Regions from separate parts of the Homo sapiens genome. Here all the other regions are linked to region 1. Evidence: chromatin loops called from intact Hi-C (ENCODE). Cell type or tissue: dorsolateral prefrontal cortex. All regions are shown on one strand.

Evidence for each region. A loop is a pair of places that touch in the nucleus more often than their neighbours do. Peaks named below come from ENCODE experiments on the same cell type or tissue, not always from the same donor. Only the 100,000 strongest peaks of a DNase experiment are listed, where the experiment ranks them.
Region 2: a loop joins it to region 1, with 1.0 times the contacts of the local background. A loop is called at or near these places in 3 of 110 quality-filtered maps.
Region 3: it touches region 1 in a loop (13-fold over the local background); 6 of 110 quality-filtered maps call a loop at or near these places.

What each region holds. Positions count from the first base shown.
Region 1 is chr21:20,969,990-20,973,989 of GRCh38, reverse strand. No RefSeq gene overlaps it. Among named protein-coding and RNA genes, the nearest start is that of NCAM2, 26 kb to the left of the region's middle. In dorsolateral prefrontal cortex, CTCF peaks have their summits at 2,256 and 2,465 (motif pointing right); DNase peaks (open chromatin) are centred at 2,479 and 3,119; H3K4me3 peaks cover 590 bases; H3K27ac peaks cover 2,826 bases.
Region 2 is chr21:20,880,335-20,884,334 of GRCh38, reverse strand. No RefSeq gene overlaps it. Among named protein-coding and RNA genes, the nearest start is that of LINC00320, 79 kb to the right of the region's middle. In dorsolateral prefrontal cortex, CTCF peaks have their summits at 1,463 and 1,662 (motif pointing right); a DNase peak (open chromatin) is centred at 1,654; H3K27ac peaks cover 638 bases.
Region 3 is chr21:20,900,688-20,904,687 of GRCh38, reverse strand. No RefSeq gene overlaps it. Among named protein-coding and RNA genes, the nearest start is that of NCAM2, 96 kb to the left of the region's middle. In dorsolateral prefrontal cortex, no CTCF peak of the experiment used is centred here; no DNase peak of the experiment used is centred here; H3K4me3 peaks cover 852 bases; H3K27ac peaks cover 4,000 bases.

The DNA of each region.
Region 1 (4,000 bases):
CTGAATACCATTTTTTTTTTTTTCACTCAAAAGGCTGTGCACTACTCCACTCTGTCCTTGAGGCTGATTTCTAGCCCCTAAACTCTAACTCCATGTTTAGGAAATTAGTATCTGTGAAACAAAGAAAAAAAACGATTCTTCCTTATTACTAAAATCTCCACAAGTAGCCTACAGCTGTATTTTAGCTCAAGGCTATTATGAAGCCTGCAGTTCTTAATGATCTAACATCCCCTTTCTTAACTTTCGGTAGAATGCACACTTGGTACTCAACTCGCCGATGCTGGTTCTGTGTCATAGTTGCCAACTGTGACCTTCTCATTCTTGCCAAATCCTGAAATTGTTCCCATGTCTGTTTTAACCCAGTAACAGTTCCTGCCTGATTAAGCTTTCCAGATTTAACTACACCAGGCAGAACTAAAGCACTGCTTACATACCTATACTAACAAGTATATTTTAGTTTTTAAAATATATTTCTGCTTTTTGTTTGTTTTCTTTCTTGAGAAATAAAATGAATGTTTCATGCTTCCTTTCTATCAGCATGTAATGAAGTAGATAACATTATAAAATCATGTAGCAACAGAAAATATGTGTATTGCATAATAGGTGCTCAATACATATTTTTAAACTGATGAATGAATAAATAAATAAATAAATAAATAAATAAATAAATACCATTATGAAACTACCCCTATGCTAGCATGTCTTGTCTCTCGGTAAAATATTCCCAAATTATTTACTTATTTCTTCATCATGTACTTTGTCATGTTCTAATCATTATCTTTTCTGTGTTTTCTTTTTAGTATTCTATAAATTTACTTTCTACTTTCAAGTTGGAGTATATGTGTGCTAATGATGGCCTGATTCTCAAAAGATAATTATATTAGTTATAGACAATTATACTTTGTATTTAAATAATTAAATTTTGTTCTGTAAAATATTTTATCTAATTTTATTTACTTTAAAAATAACACTACATGGATGATAATCACATATAGGTAAATTTCAGTGGCCAGTATTATTTTATTTATCTCATATATCATTTATACAAATATTTATAATGTATATATCTGTATAAATATACATAATTTGTATAAATGTAACTAATTTATATAAACATGTCATTTAAATAAGCATATAGCTATATTTAATTTATATTTATATGGGTGCGTATATTCATATATAAGTAATTATATAAGTATACACAAAGCAGAAACTTCTAATAATGTATACCTTTTAAATATAAATAATAAACATTTATTGAATATTACATGCATAGTCATATGGCTTATAGAAGCAATGAAAGTAATGAAACTTTATATCCTACGACGTGGCACTATGAAAAATAATAAAAATAAATATTTAGTAAAATGTATTTCCATGCCTAAGTCTTAGAATACAAATTGCTGTTGAAATGTTCAGAACTAATTCCATAGCATAAATATAACAAAGTCATGTAAATTTAAATTTAAACACATTTCTGTGTTGTAAATTCCTTTTTTTTTTTTGAGACGGAGTCCCACTCTGTCTCCCAGGTTGGAGTGCAGTGGCGCGATCTTGGCTCACTGCAACCTCCGCCTCCCAGTAGCTGGGACTACAGGCGTGCGCCACCACACCCAGCTAATTTTTGTATTTTCAGTAGAGACGGGGTTTCACCATATTAGTCAGGCTGGTCTTGAACTCCTGACCTCGTGATCTGCCTGCCTCAGCCTGCCAAAGTTCTGGGATTACAGGCTTGAACCACTGCGCCCGGCCTCCTTGTTTGTAAATTCTAACACACATTCAAACCATAGAGTTTAGTGAAATAAACAAGGTAAAGTATCCAAAAATAGAGTGTTTTCCTTGTAGTTTTAAACTGTTACCTCTTTTTTTTTTTTGCTTTTCTAAATCACATAACAGCCTTTAATAAGGTTTATAAACCTTGTAAAACTAGTGATTTTATCTAGCATTTATTAAAATTATCTCTACACTTAAATGAAAGTTTTGTTTATTTGTAAGGTACAAGTATTCATGGTTAAACATGGTGTGGTTTTTGTACTAGCATTTTGATTAAATATAGTTAATAGTGATGCCAATTAGCTCATCTTAATATTAAATATCAGTATAAGCAGTTAAGTTTTTGTTTTGTATTTTGTTTTTGTTTTTTTTTAGCAATAAGCAACATGTTTCTGTGGAGTTTACATACCTTTATGGCAAAATTACTAAAGGACATTTCTACATTTCTTTTATCTTATGTTCTTATTTCCAAGAAAAAACAGTCTCTGGATATTAAACATTCATCATAAGAATATACATTTCCTTGTTTCAAATTAACTTGAAGTCATGCTCACTTTTTATGAGAGGTAGTATAAAAATGTAAGTTATTCTTACTATTTTATGATAGTTTATATTACAGAAGTTGGTTTTTTAAAATGATGATCATTTTTTTCTATTTCTTTTAGCTACTGAAAAAGGAACGAGGCCGACACCAGAGGGAGCCCAAGTTACCTAACCCTGTTCTCAAGAGCTAAAGTGACATCACCAGTCATCCTATTCATAAGTAGATTTAATATTCAGAGTCAGCCCAACACAGCTAAGAATGGAAGAAAGAAATGATTTACTGAAGTTTATAAAAAATAGGCTGCAACATATATTTTTCACTATTTAATACTGCAATTTCTTAAATTACTTTGAATGTTTTTATGCAAAGGCATGAGCAATTTCTAAAACTACTTGGAATCTTGAGTGAGAAAATGAATACAAGGTATACTGTGAATCCTTTAAGATCTGAACCTCAGTGTACTTGGAGCACATGGTCTATTTCCCTCCCCCATTTTAAAAAACATATTAGTTTACAGTATTCACAGTTTATCATTTTACTTTATTATTTTATAAATGACAAAGCCCTTCTGTAAGCCCCTTTTCCATTTCTTCCTCTTTACCAGCTAGACTTTATTTTTTCCCTAAAATTAATGCATGCAAAAAATATCTACAGCTAAGAAAATTCGCTTTTTCACTTGGACTTCAGCAATAACAAAATAGAGATGCCAACATTTCACCATACTCATGATTTAGTGATACAAGTTGTCTGTTTGAAACCAGCACATCAGGCAAAAGAAAGGGAGAGCTTGTGTTTGGTGGGGCTTACTGGCTGCAGTTCAAACATCTGGAGCTTCAGCCTTTGAACAACAAAAGGAATTTCTAAATTCCCTTTTTCAGCTTCTTAAAAGTGCTATTGATTGCATGTTTTTCAAATAATTCTAAAGCCAATTCATATAATCATATGAAAATTATGTTCTATTTGCCATTGGTATTTAATGCCCTTCCTTTTTCATATTTTGTCTTTGAATTTTTTTTAGTATATTCTGTCAAGGCAAATGGATAATGTGTTTCATAGTGATGGAAAAAAATAACTGTGGTTTATTTACAACCACTCCAGATATGAGACCCTCACAATTCCTTTTGAAAATCATTCTTTCAAATTCCCGAATACGTTTTAATTACTGTTGTTAAATCCTAATTTAAAAAATTTTGCAGGTGATTTTTAAACTTAATATTATTGGAATACACCTTTCAAGAATGAATTTTGTCCTTTTTCCTCCTAATTATAATACATATTTCTGACCCTTTTCATTAATTTATTTTTCCTTCTGTGCATTCTGTCCATTGATAAAGTTCATCTGCAGTGAGCCGAGATCACACCATTGCACTCCAGCCTGGGCAACAAGAGTGAAACTCCATCTCAAAAAAACAACAAACAACAACAACAACAATAACAAAGAGTAAGAAATCATCATATATACTGGTAATACCTATTAATCATGTGATTTTGATGACATTTCCTAGACCGTTTTTATTCTCAATTTCCTTGTTTGTAAATTCTAAAAATGTTACGTATCTCACGACACTGTTTTCTCAATGTAATGGATGGTTTATATGAAACATTTGGCATACTATATTTCATAATAGCCACTGAATAAATATAAGATATATGTAAAAAATTTTTACACATGAATACTCTAGT
Region 2 (4,000 bases), 90 kb after region 1:
TTTAATTTATAGATGCTAAAGTATCTATACACTCCTCACAATAGATAATTTCCTCAAAAACTGTTAAAAGTCAATAATGTTTTTCTTCAAATTCCTGATATTTATTTCCTCAGAAATAGTTTTGAGAGTCTATCATGTGTTGACAGAGGGATATACGATCCCTTCCTTTTTGTAGACTGCATTCCAGTGTGGAACATAGAAACTATACAATGAAATAAACAAAACTGCAATAGGTGTTACTGAGAATAACAAATTCTTTTACGGTAGGGAAGAGCTTAGGAATGACACGAGCTGACTTATGTTTACTAGAATCCCCAGGGTTGACAAAGCCCATAGGCACAGTGTGGGCAGACAGCACTGCAGACATAACCACCGATGGATGCTGGAGAATTCAACCAATGCGTTTATAATTTCAGCATGGTACCTGATTTTTCATATCAATATTTCCAGTTGAAAATATAGGGCAAGCGATGCCAATTGTTGAATTCAAAGTCATGTGACAATACACTGGTTCTAAGTATGAAGTCTAACTAAGACTGTAAAAGATCTGTGATTTTACTCTATTGTAAACTACCAAGTCAGTCTGCCACAGAAAACACAGACCACGCTGCCATGCTGAATCCGTTCTGCTTTGTTGAATATATAACCTTAGCAGGCTAATATAATACAGATGACTCCTTAGTCAGAAACAAAGACCATTTATCTTATGTTGGTTCTCTGTACATCAGTTCACACAGGGCAACACAATGAGAGCCAGATGTTATGTGTACATTCAGTGGAATACATCACAGGAAAAAAATCCTCAAAATTAGGAAACTCTGATTTTAGGTAGGGCCCCTGATGTCTTGCCGATCCTCCCCTCCAAAGAGAAAAAGAGAGACTGGAATATTCGGTTTAATCTAGAATATAAGCAAATATCTTTGGGGGAGAAGGGAAAGGATTTTCTATGTTTGTTATCCTGAGATGTAAAAAAAATCCTCCAAAAAAATATACTTTACTGTTTTGGAATGTTTCCATATACAATGATTGGCCGTAAATGCTTTTACTCAGAGTACTCAGACTATGTAGGAATGCAAGAAATCCATGGGGAAATGTCTTCCAACACAAGGAGGGGTAGGAAAGTGAATATAAGGCATTTCAGATTTCATAACGAGTTTCAGGCTGTTTTTCAAGAAGCGGAAGTGTCTGCAAACATAGAAGGCAATTCACATTCTGGATGGACAAAATAAATGTAAAATGACTGCTGAAGTTGACCTCTAACACCGGCTGATTCATTGATGTCACAAAGCGAACAGAAACAGACTTTCTTCTCATGTCTCTGTTTTCCATTTAAAAAAATTTTAATGTTAAGCTGTTATAACTATGGTAATAGCAGATGCAGAACTATGTCAAACAAAACAAAATTAAACAACATCAACAGCAGCAGCAACAGTGATAATAATAGTGCATTTTGGAAAATAGAGGAGATACTACAGTTTCCTGTGACTCTATTTTGTGAATAAGAAAACTTTCCTTAGGCGGCTTCCTGTAGAATTTACTTCTGGTTCTACTGGTTAGAATCGCATCAGTTGCCTTTTTCTGAACCAACCTGCCACCAGTGTAAGAGTATGGAATTAATCAAAATTGGCTTAATTAACTAAGATGGATATGGAGATGGCCACCAGAGGGTGCAATGGGAATGGGAACGGACCCAGATTCGAAGGCTCAAGATCCTGAAATACCAAACTAATAGGTTAAGCAGGAACTAAATAATTAAAGGGAAACAAAAAAGTGTGCTAGGTAGAACACAGTGTAGGTGGGCAGGTGTAGGGTTTTTCAGAAACAGAAAAGAGTTAAAATTAAATGGACCATTGATTTCAAGAGTTTAGTTACCAGAAATAAGACCAAAATGGCAAATAGTGTTTAGTCAGCAGGAGCCAAGAGCAAGAATATTTTTTTTTCCTAAGGGCTATATATTTGTATACTACCCTATATAACAATTCCAGTGTTGTTTATTCTATAACTTCATACACAGATCCTGCACTAACATTACTTTCAAAAATTAGAAGGTTTTTCTTAAAATTTATTTATTTTCATTTCTCAGAATGTTAGTCTTCTGTTTCCTTAACTGAGAATTGTTTTACTGTTGCATACTATCTTATAAAAAACTAAAATTCAACATGGGACCAATGTTTATTGGTAATGATGGAATTGCATACATTAGTCATCACGAAAGAGACATGCTGAAATGAATAATGACTTGGTTCTTCAGTGAATTTGCAACCTCATAGTTACAAAAGTCTTTTTTCACTTTTTCATTGTATGTTTGGGGAAGAGGAGAAAAAAAACTGTAGACCATGAACTTTGAGAAAGAAGAAAAGATATAAATATAAAAAAATAGTTTTATGGGTTCTGAATACATTTTTATCTTGAAAAGTTCTGCTTTGCACGTACCTTAGTATGGAGTAGATTCACTCCCAAGGAAGGGAAACGTGATTTGAATTTTTTTGGTTTAAGAAAGGAACATGAATTCACTTGAGGGTTTTCCCTAACATGGCCTGTCTTGCTCATCAGAGTAATATGGAAGTTAAGTATTCAAGAGAGATATTTCAAGTACTAGTGAAAATTGTGCTTTAGAACTGGATCATTTAAAATCCAACTCTAGGAAAATTAGAAGGTAAAATGCACAGCAGACACAGGAACTATAGGGAAAACCATGGTTACAATGTCATCACTTCTTCCTTTTTTCATTTTATATCAGTGATGAGTGTTGAGGACAACTGCAGAGAGAGAGAGAGAGAGAGAGAGCAGAAACAGCTCCCAGGAAGTCATTTTAAGGCATTAGAACAAAATCAAGTTTTAACTACGAAGTATTGAGAAAATTTCACTAACATATTTCTCCAAAACTGAGGTTTTTAAATTCGTACTCAAAATGAGCATCAAACTTCCAATAATAACTAGATTATTAGGTATATATTTGAAAGTGAAAATGAGCAGTTCTATTTCCTTATTTTGTGGTTGTTATTCCTTTGATAACCTCACAATACTATCACCACTTCCATAATTTTCTCTCTTATTATACCTTTACTTCTGAAATGAAACTTCAAAAGTACTAGGTGACAACAGGGTGGTAAGGCATAGCTGGATTTGAAGGTGTAGAGTGCATTCATGGCTAGTAAAGAAAATAATTAATTCTTATTTCCTAACCATTCCTGTCTCACTTTCAATTTCCCAGAAAAATAATGCTGAAAATTGCATTTATGCTTAAGCATTTATAACATATCAACTTCAACTCCTCTTGTCCTAGAAGAAATATGTAAAATGTATATAGCAAGATCCAGCTTCTTCAAATATATGCAAAGTAGAATAATTCATAGATGCATAGAAGAATCACTGACAAAAAGATGTCATAAAAATTCTGAAAGCCTTGGATTTTTATTATCTCTAATTTCCCTCCCTTGAGAAGTTCCATTCAATTACACATTCCTTTATTCTCAGCACATATGTTCTCAATTTGCACCATATCAATTTGCATTTATTGGTAGATTGCTGTTGATAAAATATTTCTTAATGTTGTGTGAATGTACATTTGCATTTCTATCTCCACAACTTGGTTGAAATTGCATGCCGGACAAGCACTTAATTGATTCTCTGTGTTCCTAAGCTACGGTAAGTGCTTAATGAAAGTTTATCGAAAAGAAAAACTTTTGCTTTAAAATTCATCTTTACCACCAAACACAAAAACTATAAAGGAAAAGGTTGACTGATTTAGCCAAACAAATATTTTAACTTTGAGCGTTAAATAATAATCAATAAGCAAAATTAAAAGGTAACTAAAAATTGAGAAAAAAAGAGACACATTTATGACATACAAAGTTTTAATCACTAATGCAAGAGTTTATTTAAATCAATAGTAAATAAAAGCAGTGGAAGATACAAGTGGGTGGGAAATATTATCATGCACTTTGCAATGAAGACTAGAGAGATGATAGATGATAGATTGATAGATGCATAAATACAT
Region 3 (4,000 bases), 69 kb after region 1:
AAGTGAGAATATGTGATATTTGATTTTCTGTTTCTGAGTTATTTCACTTAGAATAACAGCCTCCAGCTCCAACCATGTTGCTGCAAAGGACTTGGTTTCATTTTTTTAATGGCTTCATGTAAAGAATCTTGTTTAATGGGATGGATGTCACGTTGACTACAGTGGCCCCCATCTGCTAGGACCAGGACTCAGACCCTTCCTTATGGTTACTTTTCTACCAGGATGTGTTCATGAGAGCAAAGACAGCTCTTCACTGTCCTTTCTCCCAAATATTTCCCATAGGACTGGCTATATAAATGTATAGGGCCTAGTGGAAAATAAAAATGCAGGGCTCTTTCTTCAAATATCATTAATAATTTCAAGACAATGTCAGCATAATATTAAACTGAGTACAGAGTCCCATGGGACTGCATAGGTCATACACGAGTTGGGCATGAATTGCTCCTCGATGCCCTATCAGTAGTAGGAGGCTAACTTACAAGGAGTTAATTTTATAAAGACCCAGTCAGAAGGCTGAATGATAGATTATTTTTGATTCCACAGTAAATAGTATTATTTAGAAAGACAACTTTAATTTAAAGCATTCTGCTAATTGGGTCAACATTACCATTTATATTATTTTTTGATTTTTTAAAACAGATCTAAAACATGTTGAAAACTAAAAGCACTAATGTAAAATTTCTCTTTATTTTAAAAAGAAAACCCAGAAGAATAATGTAAAAAATACCTAACATACACATGGACACTTGTTTCATTATCTCCTCTTATCCATCAAGGGGAAAACACCTCATACAGACCTTGGAGCTTGTCCTTTGGCATCATTTGCACAAGTGCTCCATTGACAGTGGTTAGAATACTGATAGTGAGAAATAATGATCTATTTCTTCCCTCAGCATCCCCCAGCCTATCGATATTAGCCAGTGGATTTTAATCTTTTTATTTCTTAGAACATCAGAGCTTATGAGGTTAGATTCTGGCTCTATGGACTTATTTCAGCTTCACAGTGTTTCCTAACAGGGTACTGTTGCTGGGCATGCTTGCTGTCACTGTCATTCATTTCAAAATATTAGGATATACCTCTCAAATTTACTGTTTTGATTACTTTTTTTCTTCTCCCTCTTACATTATACCCATCCTACCCAAGTAATCATCAACAGTGGACTCTTTACAAATAAACTTTTTTTTTAACATCTGGCTGGCAGCAGTAGTTCAGAATTTTTTAATCTTACCCATAAATCATAATCTGGTGGCAGAGCAAAGAGCCATATAATTATTTTCTCAACACAGATCCATAGAGATTTGATAGAGGTACAATTTTGACTTAGAGATTATAGAGACATCTGAGCACAATGACAACAGAGTTTTCAAGGAGAGACACATCTTCACATTCCACAAAACAACACTTATTTCTGAAAGGGCTGCTCAGTCTCAGCATGATTGACATCTTGGGCTGAATAATTATAAGAGGGCTTTGTACATTTTAGGATGTTGACCAGCATCCTAGGCTGCTACCCACTAGATGACAGTTACACCTTCCCAGTTGTGAAAAACAAAAATATTTCCAGGCATTGCAAAATGTCCCCTGGAGGGAAAAAAAAAATCACCTTTAGTTGAAAACCACTGCTTTGCCACAACTCTAAAACAAATATATCAGATTTTCAGGTTGAATTTTCATTTGTATTTCCCAAAGGAGCTTGGTGAATTTTTATGCAATGATCTATAAATCTATCTGGACAAATCACATTAGACAAATAAAGTAGAGATTTTATTTTTTGATATAATAACAAGTTTTCCCAGTACTATGAATGTGTTTATTCTTTATATTAAATTTAAAAAGAGTGACTTTGAAAACGATGTGTCCTGGAGTTGTGCCTTAGCATGTTAACTCAAGTATTACTTTCATTTTCATTGTCATATTGCAGACTGTACTAGGTCAAAATGTTCTCTTTTACATGCCAAAATGGGTAAGAAAGGCAGCATTGTCTTCAGAGCTGAATATCTGTTTACTTCTCACACATATTCGTACAATCATGTCATCTCAGGCTCTATCTACTTTACAATACCATCATTTGAACAAAAGAAAAAAATCAAACAGCTGCATAAAAATGAAGAATAACCATTTTTACTGATTTTTTTATGCTGCCTACTTGCTCAGATTCCTGAATCTTTTATGTTTATCATCGAGTTTACCTTCAAAGGGTGAAGCAATCACAGTATTATTCTTGAAGAGTAAGGGAAAAATTAAGTGGTCATTTGGAAGGATTCAATTCTATTTATTGTGTGACCTAGAAATGTGCTTAGATATATTTTCAGGAAAGGTTGAATTACATACATCTTTTATAAATATATTTTCTATTTTTGAGTCTCCTTGTGATTAGCCTTTATTTAACATATCCCTATTTTCTGTCATTCAAGATAAATTCATTCTGAATCAAATTTCAGAAAACTCCAAAGCAAACATATTTGCACCGGGAAATGAAGGTTAGAGTAGGAAAGACGACTATGAATTTCACACTATTTGTACACATTGTTTATTAGTGGAAAAAAAAAATGACTAATAAGAAATAGCCATTTCAACCACATACAAAGGGGCTTAGATTATTCAACTAGTAAAAGTAGGATTATAAAAAAACTTAAACTTCTTTTTTTTTTTTTTTAATTTGAGACGGAGTCTCCCTCAGTCGCCCAGGCTGGAGTGCAGTGGCGCTATCTCGGCTCACTGCAAGCTCCGCCTCCCGGGTTCACACCATTCTCCTGCCTCAGCTTCCCGAGTCGCTGGGGCTACAGGCGCCCGCCACCACGCCCGGCTAGTTTTTTGTATTTTTAGTAGAGACGGGGTTTCACCGTGTTAGCCGGGATGGTCTCGATCTCCTGACCTCGTGATCCGCCCGCCTCGGCCTACCGAAGTGCTGGGATTACAGGTGTAAGCCACCGCACCCGGCCTAAAGTTCATTTTTAAAGAATCAAGTACTTTGAAAATCATTCTACTTATGTTTATAGGTTGATTGCTTTGTTTTTTTCCCCTCTAAAGTGAAAATGAAGAGTGAGGTATGCTTAAAATATCAATGAAAATATTATTTCTTTATCTTGAAACTTATTGCATGAATATTCATCTGCATTGTACTATAATTGCAATTTGGGGGGAAATAACAATAGTTTATAATAAACATTATTAAGGCTTTGCTCTTAAATGATTTTTTTCCTTCAACATTTATTTTAAGTTCCAGGAACATGGGCCAGATGCGCAGGTTTATTGCATAGGTAAACGTGTACCATGGGAGTTTGCTGCACAGATCAACCCATCACCTAGGTATTAAGCCCAGCATCAATTAGCTATTCTTCCTGATGCTCTCCCTCCCACTAACATCCCCAAGACCCCCTGACAGGCCTCAGTGCTTTTCTGGGGAGGGTCTGATGCAAGATTTGGTTAAAGCATTGGTGTTCTAGTATCACTGACAGATGATCATGAAGCTCTATCCAAAAGGGGTCTTTCTTAATGTCTTATAAATCATATAGCATCTAGAATTGCCTCAGCTTTGAAATATGAAATGACAAAGGATTAGAGTACGCAAATATCAAAAACTACTAGTATATATATTTTCAAGTCACTCTTAGTATTATAGTCTTACCAGTTAAAAGTGAATTATTTCAGAAAAATATTGCAATCAAGACATAAAATATAATAGACAATCAATATGCAGAATGCCAGCAAAACATCATATAAAGTATGCATTTCTCCTTGTTAAAGTCTTATGTGAGCCATGAATTATGCAAAACAACCAAGAGATTCTATTAAAAAGGTGATACATCTTCAGGATCCTAAGACATGAAAGACCATTTGAGCTTTCCTCTCAAGGTTATTATGGAGTTATCAGAATTTCTCAGAGTCTGAAAGTTTTAAATAGAAGTAGGAGAGTGAGGATATATTGCAAATTTTATGCTGGTAGAAGAGAAATGCTCCAGAAAAAAACATTTTTTATGAAGTAATCAAATTATTTAT